Linked DNA regions of Homo sapiens: region 1 is linked to region 2. A link is a contact called in ENCODE Hi-C data. All regions are on one chromosome and are shown on one strand. The core of a region is the stretch at or near the end of the contact, and the rest is flanking DNA. Distances in the headings are between cores, read along the strand shown.

The links. A loop is a pair of places that touch in the nucleus more often than their neighbours do. Pooled maps may share reads with other maps.
Region 1: a loop to region 2 is called in a map with no recorded cell type, with 10 times the contacts of the local background. The contact joins the promoter of CCL3L3 here to the enhancer-like site in region 2. A Hi-C loop is called at or near these places in 2 of 37 single-sample maps with no recorded cell type and 2 of 50 pooled maps.

Annotation. Positions count from the first base shown.
Region 1 is chr17:36,191,801-36,198,007 of GRCh38, reverse strand. CCL3L3 (C-C motif chemokine ligand 3 like 3) reads left to right here and starts at 1,250. Exons shown (of 3, transcript NM_001001437.4): 1 at 1,250-1,410; 2 at 2,096-2,210; 3 at 2,632-3,139. The coding sequence starts at 1,335. The coding sequence ends at 2,722. It overlaps LOC128966706 (a long non-coding RNA gene), which reads right to left and starts at 5,176. Exons shown (of 2, transcript XR_008485584.1): 1 at 4,865-5,176; 2 at 1,541-1,878.
Region 2 is chr17:33,965,535-33,972,189 of GRCh38, reverse strand. All of the region lies in intron 1 of LOC107985038 (a long non-coding RNA gene), which reads left to right. It also overlaps a transcript of ASIC2 not described here. Among named protein-coding and RNA genes, the nearest start is that of LINC01989, 210 kb to the left of the region's middle. RefSeq lists enhancers at 3,897-3,946, 3,957-4,026, 4,047-4,116. Within about 2 kb of position 3,437, at least 2 of the 41 ENCODE cell types and tissues checked have a DNase peak (open chromatin) inside an H3K27ac peak, as active enhancers do.

The DNA of each region.
Region 1 (6,207 bases), core at 1-2,500, 2.2 Mb before region 2:
TAATTTTTTCCATGCCTAGAGTTGGCATGGCATATATATATCTTTATACAATTCTTCAAATTTTATAGAATTTGTATAATGTTTTATCTTGCTTTTTTTTTAACCACTGATGTTATAAGCATATTTATGCCACTTCATTCACGTTAGAGACTTAATAATAAAGGATCTTGTGGATAATTTATCATTCCCTGATAGAGAAAAATTTAGCTTTGCTTATTTTAGAGTTATAAATGATGCTGGGTCAGGTATCTTTATGTTTGAAGATGGCTCCATATTTGGGTTGTTTCCACAGAACTCTTTCCCAGAAATGCTTTTTCTAGGTTAATGGCTACACATATTTCTAGGCACCTGACATACTGACACCCACCTCTAAAGTATTTTTATGATCCACAACTAGCGTTTAACACAGCGCCCCAGTCACTCCGAGACTAATAAATAGACAAATGACTGAAACGTGACCTCATGCTTTCTATTCCTCCAGCTTTCATTGAGTTCCTTTCCTCTGGGAGGACTGGGGGTTGTCTAGCCCTCCACAGCATCAGCCCATTGACCCTATCCTTGTGGTTATAGCAGCTGAGGAAGCAGAATTACAGCTCTGTGGGAAGGAATGGGGCTGGAGAGTTCATGCATAGACCAATTCTTTTTTTTTTTTTTTTTTGAGATGGAGTTTCACTTTTGTTGCCCAGGCTGGAGTGCAATGGCATGATCTCAGCTCACCACAGCCCCCACCTCCTGGGTTCAAGCGATTCTCCTGCCCTCAGCCTCCCGAGTAGCTGGGATTACAGGCATGTGCCACCACGCCTGACTACTTTTGTATTTTTAGTAGAGATGGAGTTTCTCTTTCTTGGTCAGGTTGGTCTCAAACTCCTGACCTCAGGTGATCTGCAGCCTCGGCCTCCCAAAGTGTTGGGATTACAGGTGTGAGCGACCATGCCTGGCTGCATAGACCAGTTCTTATGAGAAGGGATCAACTAAGAATAGCCTTGGGTTGACACACACCCCTCTTCACACTCACAGGAGAAACCCCATGAAGCTAGAACCAGTCATGAGTTGAGAGCTGAGAGTTAGAGAGTAGCTCAGAGATGCTATTCTTGGATATCCTGAGCCCCTGTGGTCACCAGGGACCCTGAGTTGTGCAACACTCAGCATGACAGCATCACTACACTTAAAAATTTCCCTCCTCACCCCCAGATTCCATTTCCCCATCCGCCAGGGCTGCCTATAAAGAGGAGAGATGGCTTCAGACATCAGAAGGACGCAGGCAGCAAAGAGTAGTCAGTCCCTTCTTGGCTCTGCTGACACTCGAGCCCACATTCCATCACCTGCTCCCAATCATGCAGGTCTCCACTGCTGCCCTTGCCGTCCTCCTCTGCACCATGGCTCTCTGCAACCAGGTCCTCTCTGCACCACGTGAGTCCATGTTGTTGTTGTGGGTATCACCACTCTCTGGCCATGGTTAGACCACATCAGTCTTTTTTTGTGGCCTGAGAGCCCCGAAGAGAAAAGAAGGAAGTTCTTAAAGCGCTGCCAAACACCTTGGTCTTTTTCTTCACAACTTTTATTTTTATCTCTAGAAGGGGTCTTAGCCCTCCTAGTCTCCAGGTATGAGAATCTAGGCAGGGGCAGGGGAGTTACAGTCCCTTGTACAGATAGAAAAACAGGGTTCAAAACGAATCAGTTTGCAAGAGGCAGAATCCAGGGCTGCTTACTTCCCAGTGGGGTCTGTTCTTCACTCTCCAGCTCACCCTAGGTCTCCCAGGAGCCCTGTCCCTTGGATGTCTTATGAGAGATGTCCAGGGCTTCTCTTGGGCTGGGGTATGACTTCTTGAACCGACAAAATTCCATGAAGAGAGCTAAGAGAACAGTCCATTCAGGTATCTGGATCACATAGAGAAACAGAGAACCCACTATGAAGAGTCAAGGGGAAAGAGGAATATAGACAGAAACAAAGAGACATTTCTCTGCAAAACCCCCCAAATGCCTTGCAGTCACTTGGTCTGAGCAAGCCTGCCCTCCTCAACCACTCAGGGATCAGAAGCTGCCTGGCCTTTTCTTCTGAGCTGTGACTCGGGCTTATTCTCTCCTTTCTCCGCAGTTGCTGCTGACACGCCGACCGCCTGCTGCTTCAGCTACACCTCCCGACAGATTCCACAGAATTTCATAGCTGACTACTTTGAGACGAGCAGCCAGTGCTCCAAGCCCAGTGTCATGTAAGTGCCAGTCTTCCTGCTCACCTCTAGGGAGGTAGGGAGTGTCAGGGTGGGGGCAGAAACAGGCCAGAAGGCCATCCTGGAAAGGCCCAGCCTTCAGGAGCCTATCGGGGATACAGGACGCAGGGCACTGAGGTGTGACCTGACTTGGGGCTGGAGTGAGGTGGGTGTTACAGAGTCAGGAAGGGCTGCCCCAGGCCAGAGGAAAGGGACAGGAAGAAGGAGGCAGCAGGACACTCTGAGGGCCCCCTTGCCTGGAGTCACTGAGAGAAGCTCTCTAGACGGAGATAGGCAGGGGGCCCCTGAGAGAGGAGCAGGCCTTGAGCTGCCCAGGACAGAGAGCAGGATGTCAGGGCCATGGTGGGCCCAGGATTCCCCGGCTGGATTCCCCAGTGCTTAACTCTTCCTCCCTTCTCCACAGCTTCCTAACCAAGAGAGGCCGGCAGGTCTGTGCTGACCCCAGTGAGGAGTGGGTCCAGAAATACGTCAGTGACCTGGAGCTGAGTGCCTGAGGGGTCCAGAAGCTTCGAGGCCCAGCGACCTCAGTGGGCCCAGTGGGGAGGAGCAGGAGCCTGAGCCTTGGGAACATGCGTGTGACCTCCACAGCTACCTCTTCTATGGACTGGTTATTGCCAAACAGCCACACTGTGGGACTCTTCTTAACTTAAATTTTAATTTATTTATACTATTTAGTTTTTATAATTTATTTTTGATTTCACAGTGTGTTTGTGATTGTTTGCTCTGAGAGTTCCCCCTGTCCCCTCCACCTTCCCTCACAGTGTGTCTGGTGACAACCGAGTGGCTGTCATCGGCCTGTGTAGGCAGTCATGGCACCAAAGCCACCAGACTGACAAATGTGTATCAGATGCTTTTGTTCAGGGCTGTGATCGGCCTGGGGAAATAATAAAGATGTTCTTTTAAACGGTAAACCAGTATTGAGTTTGGTTTTGTTTTTCTGGCAAATCAAAATCACTGGTTAAGAGGAATCATAGGCAAAGATTAGGAAGAGGTGAAATGGAGGGAAATTGGGAGAGATGGGGAGCGCTGCGACAGAGTTATCCACTTCACAAAATTCTGGAACATTGAAACTACGAATATGTTATAACTCAAATCGTAATATGCACGCTCTAGGAGAATTAACTACTTGAATGGCCACCATTAAGCAGAGTATTCTGTAGGGCATATTCATGATGAATCAAGCTCTTAATAGCAATTATTTACATTGTTGAGGCTTACTCCTCCTACTGAGTGCTTTTTATACATTGTTCATTTAATCTTACCAATGCAATAGTACAGCTTAGGTACTATTAATACCTCCACTTGACAGAAAAGTAACCCAGGGCTCAGAAAGGTTAGACAACTTGGCTGAGGTTACACAGCACGTAAACGGTCAATTGTGTTCCAAAACTGGACTTTTATTGAACTACAGACTATGCTGTTAACCATTGACCAAGTTATTTCCCAAAGTATGACCCGCCTATACTCAAATCTTACCCCATTCTTTAACAGATGATACTTTATCCATTGCAACCACTTCCTGTCAGGATTCTGAGTTGACATAGAGTGTTTCAGCAGTGATTATTTAAGCCAATTACATCAGGATCTTTAGGTGTAGACCTGGGAACTGATATTTTTATCAAGCTCATGAGGTGTTCCATAGCATGTTAATGACTGAGAGCCACTGTCAATAGAATTCACCACTGTTTTCTAAATGTGGTAAGTCTCTGCATATGGCAACAGGTGTATTATACATTATTTCTCTAGAATCTACACTCTACAAAATAAATAGCTAATGTTAGAGAATGAAAAGACAACCAGCTTCTGTGTGGAGCAGGATGCTGTCTATAGGTTTGAAAGGTAAGTTATTTAATAGATGGATTGCTTGCATTATATGTACAAGAAATGCATACTAAGCTAGGGTCCTTTTTGCAGAAGAAAGGGAAATTCAAAATATTTGTGTGAAAACCAAACGTGTTAATTTTTATGAGCTATGCTTATTTCATTTTGTTTAAAATAATCTAATTTCTGTGTCCAAACATGTTTAGAATTGTAGGGCTCAAACTCTTTAAAGCATAATTAAACACTACTACTTAGCAGATATTAAAATGCACATACTATGTGACCTACATCCCATTTGACCTGATCCCATTTCTAGGAATCTGCTTCATAGAAACACTGCCAAAAGATAAGAATATGTAGACATGAGGATATTCTTTCAAGTATGGTTGGTAAAGAGCAAAGAAATGCAAACAGTCATCAGTAGGGGATTAATAAGTAGAGGATTAAGATGTCCATCAATGGAATATTCTGCAGTCAGTAAACAAAAGCAGCACACATCTATAACTGTGGAAAGTGTCCTCAATATTCTAGGTAAAATGCATATCTATTTACATTCAGTATATGCATATATATTCTCTACATATGCTACAAAACTGTCTGTAAAGGATATTATTTTGTTTTTATTTTTAAAAGCCATATACACACATATATTTACATAGGCAAATATTTGGAAAGACACACATCAAATAGCTAACTGTCGTTTCTTTGAGGAAATGAGGCTTTTTTTAAATTTTTTTAGGAATGAGGGTTTTTCCTTTTTATATTCTGCACTTTTAAAACTTTGAGTTATTTTCTGATTAGCTTGCATAGCTTACCTCTCTGGTCTCATCTTACCCTGTTCTTTGATGGGTGATATTCCATCCATCACAACCACTTTCTGGTAGGGATTCTGAGTTGATGCAGAGAGAATAGAGCTCAGCCTGGCTTACAGCATTTTGATGCCATGATGGCTTTCGTATAATGAGGGTACAGCAACAAACACATCCTTTTGACAAGGCTGTTCTCTGTCTCTCTCTTACACACACACACACACACACACACACACACACACACACACGAGCAGCTTTTGTCCCCATAGATGCAGTGAAGGTGTCATCATTCCTTCTTTATTGACTTTCAGGAAAAAAATATAGGGGAATACAATATTTGCCTGCACTGAATTGTTTCACAAGGTCCAGAAACCCAAAGCTAAACAAAGTTTAATCATGCCCAATATTCCCTAAATACAAGTGTTATGAACAAACAGAGTAAGTTAAACACAGACTCCTGTTAGGGAACTGGAGAATGGGAATTGCATTTTTAAGCAGTTCAGCTGATCTGGCAGTCCCTAGCTCTCCTCCCTGGGGGAATGTCCTCCACGGACAATCTGAGATGTGCAATGTGGAGGATCTGCTTTCTGGAGGCTGCTGACTTCCTGTCTGTGTGAGTTAGCCTGAGGTTGCCTTAGGTATTGTGTAATCAGCGACTGTTTGGAACCAGTCTTGTGGTTTCTTTGGCAATGTGACTCCCTTCTAATGTCCATAGGCTACTATTTGCTTCTGATCAATTCCATGGGCCAGGTAGCCAGAAGCAGAGATGTTTTCAGTTACAAAGCTCGAATTTGCATTTTAAATGGGGTTGGGGATAGGCACTTTCTTTTTTCTTTTCTTTTTTTTTTTTTTTTTGAGATGGAGTCTTGTACTGTCTCCTGGGCTGGAGTGCAATGGTGTGATCTTGGCTCACTGCAACCTCAGCCTCCTGGGTTCAAGAGATTCTCCTGCCTCAGCTTCCCAAGTAGCTGAGATTACAGGTGCCTGCCACCAAATCTGGCTAAATTTTTGGATTTTTAGTAGAGACGGGGTTTCACTATGTTGGCCAGGCTGGTCTTGAACTCATGACCTCGTGATCCACCTGCCTCAGCCTCCCAAAGTGCTGGGATTACAGGTGTGAGCCACCGCGCCCAGCCAGGGATGTGCACTTTCTAGCACAGACCTCACTACCAGTGTCACCTCTACCACCAAGTCCCTGGTGAGAGACCTCTGCCTGCATCTTGGCCCATGTGGAGGTGATGAATATTTGACCCTTGGCCTCATTAGGTCTCTCATCTTCCTGTCTCTGCTCATGCTAACTTTATCTTAGAGTAGAAAATTCTGCCATTACAGCCCTTCAAGTCTCCAGA
Region 2 (6,655 bases), core at 2,188-4,687:
CATGTTTGGTAAGTAAGGTGTATAATGTTGATGACATTGATAATATTAACTTAACATTTATTAGTCTATAGTTTATAGTTGTTCCCAACATTATTCAACCTTTGAAGACTTTGTTTCTTTATCTGTAAGGAGGAGGTGGTGATACCATTAATCCCCCATCCCGCATTGTTGGGAAAATCGCCTGAGGTTACAAATGGGAAAGCACTTAGTAACTGTAAGAACGCTGAGCCTGGTGGTTATTATTATTACTTCTGTTGTTTTTCTCAGTCTCGGGGAAGAATTATTACTAATGTCAACAGAATCACAGCTTCTATTTACAGGAAGACAGGCCAAGAATTTCAATCCCTTGTCCCTCTCCCAATTAAATCATGGATGCAGATTGTTCTAAATCCATCACAAGGTCTGGGTCTGAAGATCCAAGTTTGAGTCCCAGCTCTGTATAATCTTATCAAAGCCTCTTAATCTTTTTGGGTTATAATTTTTTTTTCACAAATACAGATGAAATAGGTAGATTCGTAGGTAGAAAATGTTCTAATTCTGTGTTTGTGTGTCCTTACATGTATATGGGCATGTCCTGACACAATCTTGCATTTCCAAAGAGTTCATTCCAGCAAAAGTCATCCCTTGCTTCTTCCCCACCTCTCTTCTCTTCAGAGGAATGTTCATTATGCATGAATGGGAGGGCAGGGACAGGGATTCACAAACTGTCACTTTCAGGAGCTGGTGTGTGAGCGTATGTTTGTGTATGCATTTGTGTGTGTGCATATGTGTGAAATGTTCTCCTGGTTGCCTTTAGACTTGCCGTTGCTCTTCTCCAGGTGCCAAATATTCTCTCAAGCCTTCTGAAGGTTGCAGCAGGGGCCAGGCCAGAGAACAGAGGTTTCTCTGCTTCTGCTTGGTGTTTTATCGTGTTTTGACCAGGTAGGCTACTGCACTGACAACCCAGGAAACGAAGGCAGGAGAGCTGGTGTGCCGCTAGCACAGCCGGCTTGGAGCCCCACTGTCTTTGGATTCTGTGCTCAGCCGGCTTCTGTATTTGGCTGTGAATCATTTCTGCTGGAGGACTGCGTGCCACTGTGTGCCCTTTGAGTGGTGTGCGCATTGCACACGCATCCTGGAGGGAAGCATAAAGAAATGGGAGTGGAGGAAGCAGCCCAGAGGAGAAATGCAACCCTGTTACGCCCAAGTTTGGCTTCTCAGATTTGATGGATGATAGGTATAGCAAAGGCAGGCTGGCTACCTCTTTTGCAGGACTGAAGGGCGATGAATCTGCTGTCAGCACGAGTGACTCAGACACCTGGGTTTGTTCTGAGCATCTCCCCTTGCCTGTTGGGGGAAGATTTCTCAGCCCCCACTTCACCCCCACCTTTCACCAGATGCCACCAGGGTTAATGATGAAAGCAAGTAGTTTGGAGTCAGCCTGGACACCTTTCCCTGCTGGCTCTGCGTGTGCTCACCGCATTTCTTAGGATAATTGCATAGCCTCAATGAGTGCTTACAACTCTTCACAAAAACTCCTTGTTGAGTTAGCCTTAAATCTCCCTGGGTCTGTGTTAGGGGCTGGTCTGATAAATCCTCCTCCTTGGCCTCTGGGACCCAGGTTGGAGTGGAGGCCGCTGGAGCCAAAGCTGCCTAACTTCCCTGTCTTTTGCGGTTCCCATAGTCCAACTGTGATGCCACGGCTGCTGCTTAACTTCCTCTGCCCATAGATCAGGGCTTGGCTCAGCAGGGGAGCAGTGTGTTTCACAGCTGGGTGTGGGCACTGCCTGTCTCTGGGATGTGTTCCAAGTGCAGCATCCCACTAGGCAGAGACCAAGGAGAGCGTGGCCTGGTCAAGATGCATCCACAGCTCCAGAAGTTTAAGTGGGGTGCTGCCTGGGCTTCGAGAATGAGGAAAGGTATCCAACTACCCCACTGGTTCTCACCTGGGGGCAACTTTGCCACCCAGGGGACATTTGATAATGTCTGGAAACAAGTTTTGTTGTCATAATGAAAGGTGCTACTGGCATCTAGTGGGTAGAGGCCAGGGACGCTGCTTAGCATCCTACAATCCACAGAGCAGCTCCCTACAACAAAGAATTAATGAGCCCAAAATGTCAATAGTTCAGAGACTGAGAAACACTGCTAGCCTCAGAACTGCCGAGGAAATAGGCACGTTGAGATAAACAAGACTTTGCATTGCTAGATCCTAATGGTACCGGCAGCTGTGTGGTGTAAGACAGCTTGGACCATGAGTGGGCCTTTCCTTTCCCTCTTCCCCCAGACCCCTAGCCCAGAGTGGAAAGTTACATATCGGAGGCCTAGCGAGGCAGGTGCTGTTGGTGCCTCACCTGTATCCCCTTGGCACTCACCATGGCAGTAGCTGCCGATGACATTCTACAACAAGCACCTGGGACTCTCCACTTCTCTGCCCCAGGGCTTTTTCTCAGCCCACAAGCAGGACAGAGCAGAAGTGCCCTGGAGTTCCTGCCCCCAGGAATGGCCCTCTGTCATTGATGATGGGAGCTGGAGAATAGGTACAGCTCCCGTCCCTCGGGTGAGACAACTCTGCAGCATGTTCACATTGTCGCCCAGAGACCCCAGTGGGACGGAGCCTCAATTGTCCACAATAGTAATGGGCTCATTAATGCACCCTGCATTGCTTCCTGCCTTCCCCTTTCTTGTTCCCCAGATCCTCTGCTGATGTCACTTGGGACCACCTTGCAGATAGACTACTTCATTCCTTGTGACTGAGCCTGCTTGTGAGACAGCCCAGCCCAAGAGAAGCAGCCATATCCTTGTGCCTGCAGGAACCAACATCGTCTGTGCTAGGTTATGTGTTTACTCATTTGCTTACATCCTCCATTCATTCATTCATTTTGTCAGCCCACAACATTTACTGAGCATTGGCTATGTACCAGAAATTGAGAATTTCATACTCATATAGAGAAGGGGAAACTGAGGCTCTGAGATAAACATACACTTCTTCAAAGTCCCCCAAGAAGCGAGGGACCAAAACTAGAATATAAAGTCAAATGCATCTTATGCCTAATCTTACTACTGGTTGTTTCTCAACGGGCCATGCTTGTAATTACCTGGAGAGTCTTATGCAAATACAGACGTCTGAACCCCACTCCAGAATCAATTACTGTCTTTAGCACTGGGCCCGGGCCTCTGTGTTTTTTTAAAACTCACTGCCATCCGCCCCACACACATTGTCTGACTCAGGATGCAGCAAGGGAGAGGAATGGAGGCTCTTCTGTAACTGGGGCTGAAACTAAAGGCTGACCACCCTTCACCACCTGTCACAAGCCCCCTGTCCCCTTGGGGAAGTTGGCATCCTGTGGGGCAGGCCAGCTCCCTGTTGTTGACTTGACATCTTTGCTGAGTCATCTTGCCAAATTCCACCTAGACAGGCTGTGCTGTGGTTTCACTGCTTGTTTGATGATTGGGGTTTCCTGTCCTGCCATATGGTGAGTCCCTGTAAGGCATGGCGGTAATGGGGCCGCACACTGGCAGATGGGCGCTTCCTGACCCAGAAGCCCAACGGAGCTGAAGCCCCCAACTTCACTCTCACCTCTACCTGCTCCCTGGAAGGGTCAGAGATTGAGGTATTTCAGGCTAAATATAGAGGCAGGCCATTAAGAAACAGCATCTCCTCCCCTCTCCCCAATCTCTCTGGGCTTTCCATGTGATGGTTTAATTGCTCCTGCAATCTGTTCCGTTTCTCCCTTGCAGTGCGGGAAAAGCAGCAGCCACAGCCCATGGTGAGAAGCTGCTTTCAGAGATGGGAACAGCTTTTAAGAGGAAGAAGGAAGCTTCAGGTCTCAGAACACAGTTGCAGGCGGGCTTTATTTTTAGAGGTCTCCGCAGAGATTCTGCCCCCTGTTCAGGTCTCGCCAGACACCAGGCCTGGCTTTGGAATTGGGGGTTGGGGGGCAGGCACCGTTTTATTTGGATCAGTGTAGCAGGAAGGGCACTGGGCTTGAAGTCAGGCAAACTTGTGAGAAAGTCATTTAACCTCAAGGACAGGAAATGCCACTCGCTCTGGCAACATGGGGATGTGGAGGAAGGGAGGGAGCACAGTAGATGGCACACAGTAAGCCCAGAGTGTGGGTCTGCCACCCTTGGCACAATACGGGTATTGACAAGAGTCTTGGGCTCATTAGTTGTGTGGCCTTGGTTTTCACATCTGTAAAATGGGGGTAATAATAGCAGCTGCTTCCAGGACTGGCTACATAGTTTGCAGGGCCCTGAACAGAATGACAATGTGAGGCCCCGAGTTGAAAAAGCTTTAACAATTTCCACACAGTGAGAGCAGAGCATTAAACCAGGCATGGGAGCACAGCCTTCTGAGCACAGGGCCCTGTGCAACTACACATCTTGTCACATCTTGTCTACTCACAGGGGTGTGGTGAGGAATTAATGAGACACTGCATGTCAAGTGCTTCTGACACTGGCAGCCTTTATTACTACTACTAATTGAGCATCAGATATACTGTCGAGAGCAGTGTTACCCATTTTGCTATGGCGTATATTAGAGGGAGAAATAGATTAAGATGGAATTTCATGGTGTCTCCAATGGCAAGCTATAGTTAGGACTTTATAAGGTAACAGTGGGGTGTAACTGAAGACTTTTGAGCCACCTTCAAAGTTGTGTTTAAGAATTCGAATCAGGCCAGGCGTGATGGCTTATACCTGTAATCCTGGCACTTTGGGAGGCTGAGGGGGGTGGATTGCTTGAGTTTCGGAGTTCAAGATTAGTCTGGGCTATGTGGAGAAACCACGTCTTTCAAAAAATACAAAAGTTAGCCATGCATGGTAGTGCATGCCTATAGTTCTAGCTACTTGGGAGGCTGAGGTGGAAAGATTGCTTTAGCCTGGGAGGTTCAGGCTGCAGTGAGCTGAGACTGTACCACTGTACTCCAGCCTAGACCACAGTGCAAGACCCTCTCTCTCTCTCAGAAAAAAAGAATTCTAATCAGAACATTAGGTGGGTAATAGGGAATGGTGGTTGGGGGGTGGGTGCTGAAGAGAGGGTACTGCCTGAATATGAGTATTGTGGGAAAAGTAAATAAATAAATAGAGACACCAAAGAAATCCTTCCTGGGTCACTGAAGAGAGGTGCTATGCGTAAACTCAGAGAACCAGGAAAAGGAGAGTTGGGGTGGAGCGAGTTGCTTTTGGCGACATAGAGTGTGAGGTGTCACTGGGACCACTGTGGATGGATATAAAACAGGACACTAGAAACAGGGGAGCAGGGCCCACATTTGGGCTAGGAGGAAGACTGGGGTGGGTGCGGGGGGTCATGGAGACCTGTATGGAAACGACTGATGTACCAGAATAGATAAAATTATCAGTGCAAAGCACATTTCCAGATTGCGGAAGCTAAGGATAAAACAGAGCCGGAAATCAACTCTGTATAAAATTAGCAAGTGAAGCTGAGAGCTTTGAACTGATCTGAGAACAGAAGGAGTCAAAGAAGCAGCATTCCTGCAGAAGATCTTGACCCTCTATGATCCTTAATCTCTTCATCTGTAAAATGGGTACAGTGTCATCCGACCCACAGTGTTGATGAAAGGGTAAAGTGAGAACTACTTCTCATACTATCAGGTGTGTGGTTAGTGAACAACACAGTGTAATCCTCTTCTTGCTTTAATTCCTGATTCTTGGATCTTTTTAGTGAGTTACATTCTATGATGTTACCAGTTTTTATGGCGGTTCGGATATGTTTGTTTTCAGAATGAATGTGGTATTATATAAGCTACTTTACATACATTATCTCCTTTTAATCCTCATAGGATTCTCCATGGAATAGTGATATTTCCATTTTTGGATGGGATGCTCAGAGACGTTAGGTAATTTACCCAAGGTCACACAGCTACAGAATGACATGGTGGAATTCCAACTCACGCCTGCCTCCTTCCAAAGCCCATGCTATCCTCATTATTTAGCAAAAGCAAGACAGGCAGGACAAATCACCCAAAAGAGCTCCCTTTCACAAAGCTTGGCTCCTCTCCTGTATACCTGCTAACAATACCATCCGCACAGGTACTCAGATGGAGACCAGGGAACACCTTGTTCTACAGAATTGTTCATTGTGGGTAATTTGCTATCTTCATGTTACTAAAATGCCTTGAACAATAGCCCATGTACAGGGGCTTGGGTTCTTCTTCTCTATGCAGAGCCTGCATAGTGAAGGCCTTGGCAGGCTGGCATCTTTCCAGCATTGCAGAGGAGGAGGAGAGCATAGGCAAGTGGTCTGAGCTGGGAGGAGAGGAGCTGAGCTCTATTCCTCCAAGCCACTGCTCCCCTTGGGCTAGTCCCTTCCCTGGCATGAAAGGAAGGTAGCCTAAATGCTCTCACAGGATTCCCCAGATCTCCTGCTACTTCCCCAGGTGGTGGTCAAGGTGAGAAAATACTACAAGAAGCAGCAGAGTGAGGTTCATCAAGAGTGTGCATGCTGGAGCCAATCTGCCTGGGAATTGATCCAGGCTCCGTCACTTCCAAGCCTTGTGATCTATGATATGTTACTTGGCCTCTCTGTGTCTTGCTTTCCTCCTCTTTAAAATGGAAAGAAAAAGAGTACCTATTTCACGAGCAAGGGAGCTAGTACAGATAAGTGTTCATCATTACTCTCATTGCTTATTGTTGTCATTGTTGTATGGGAGGCCGG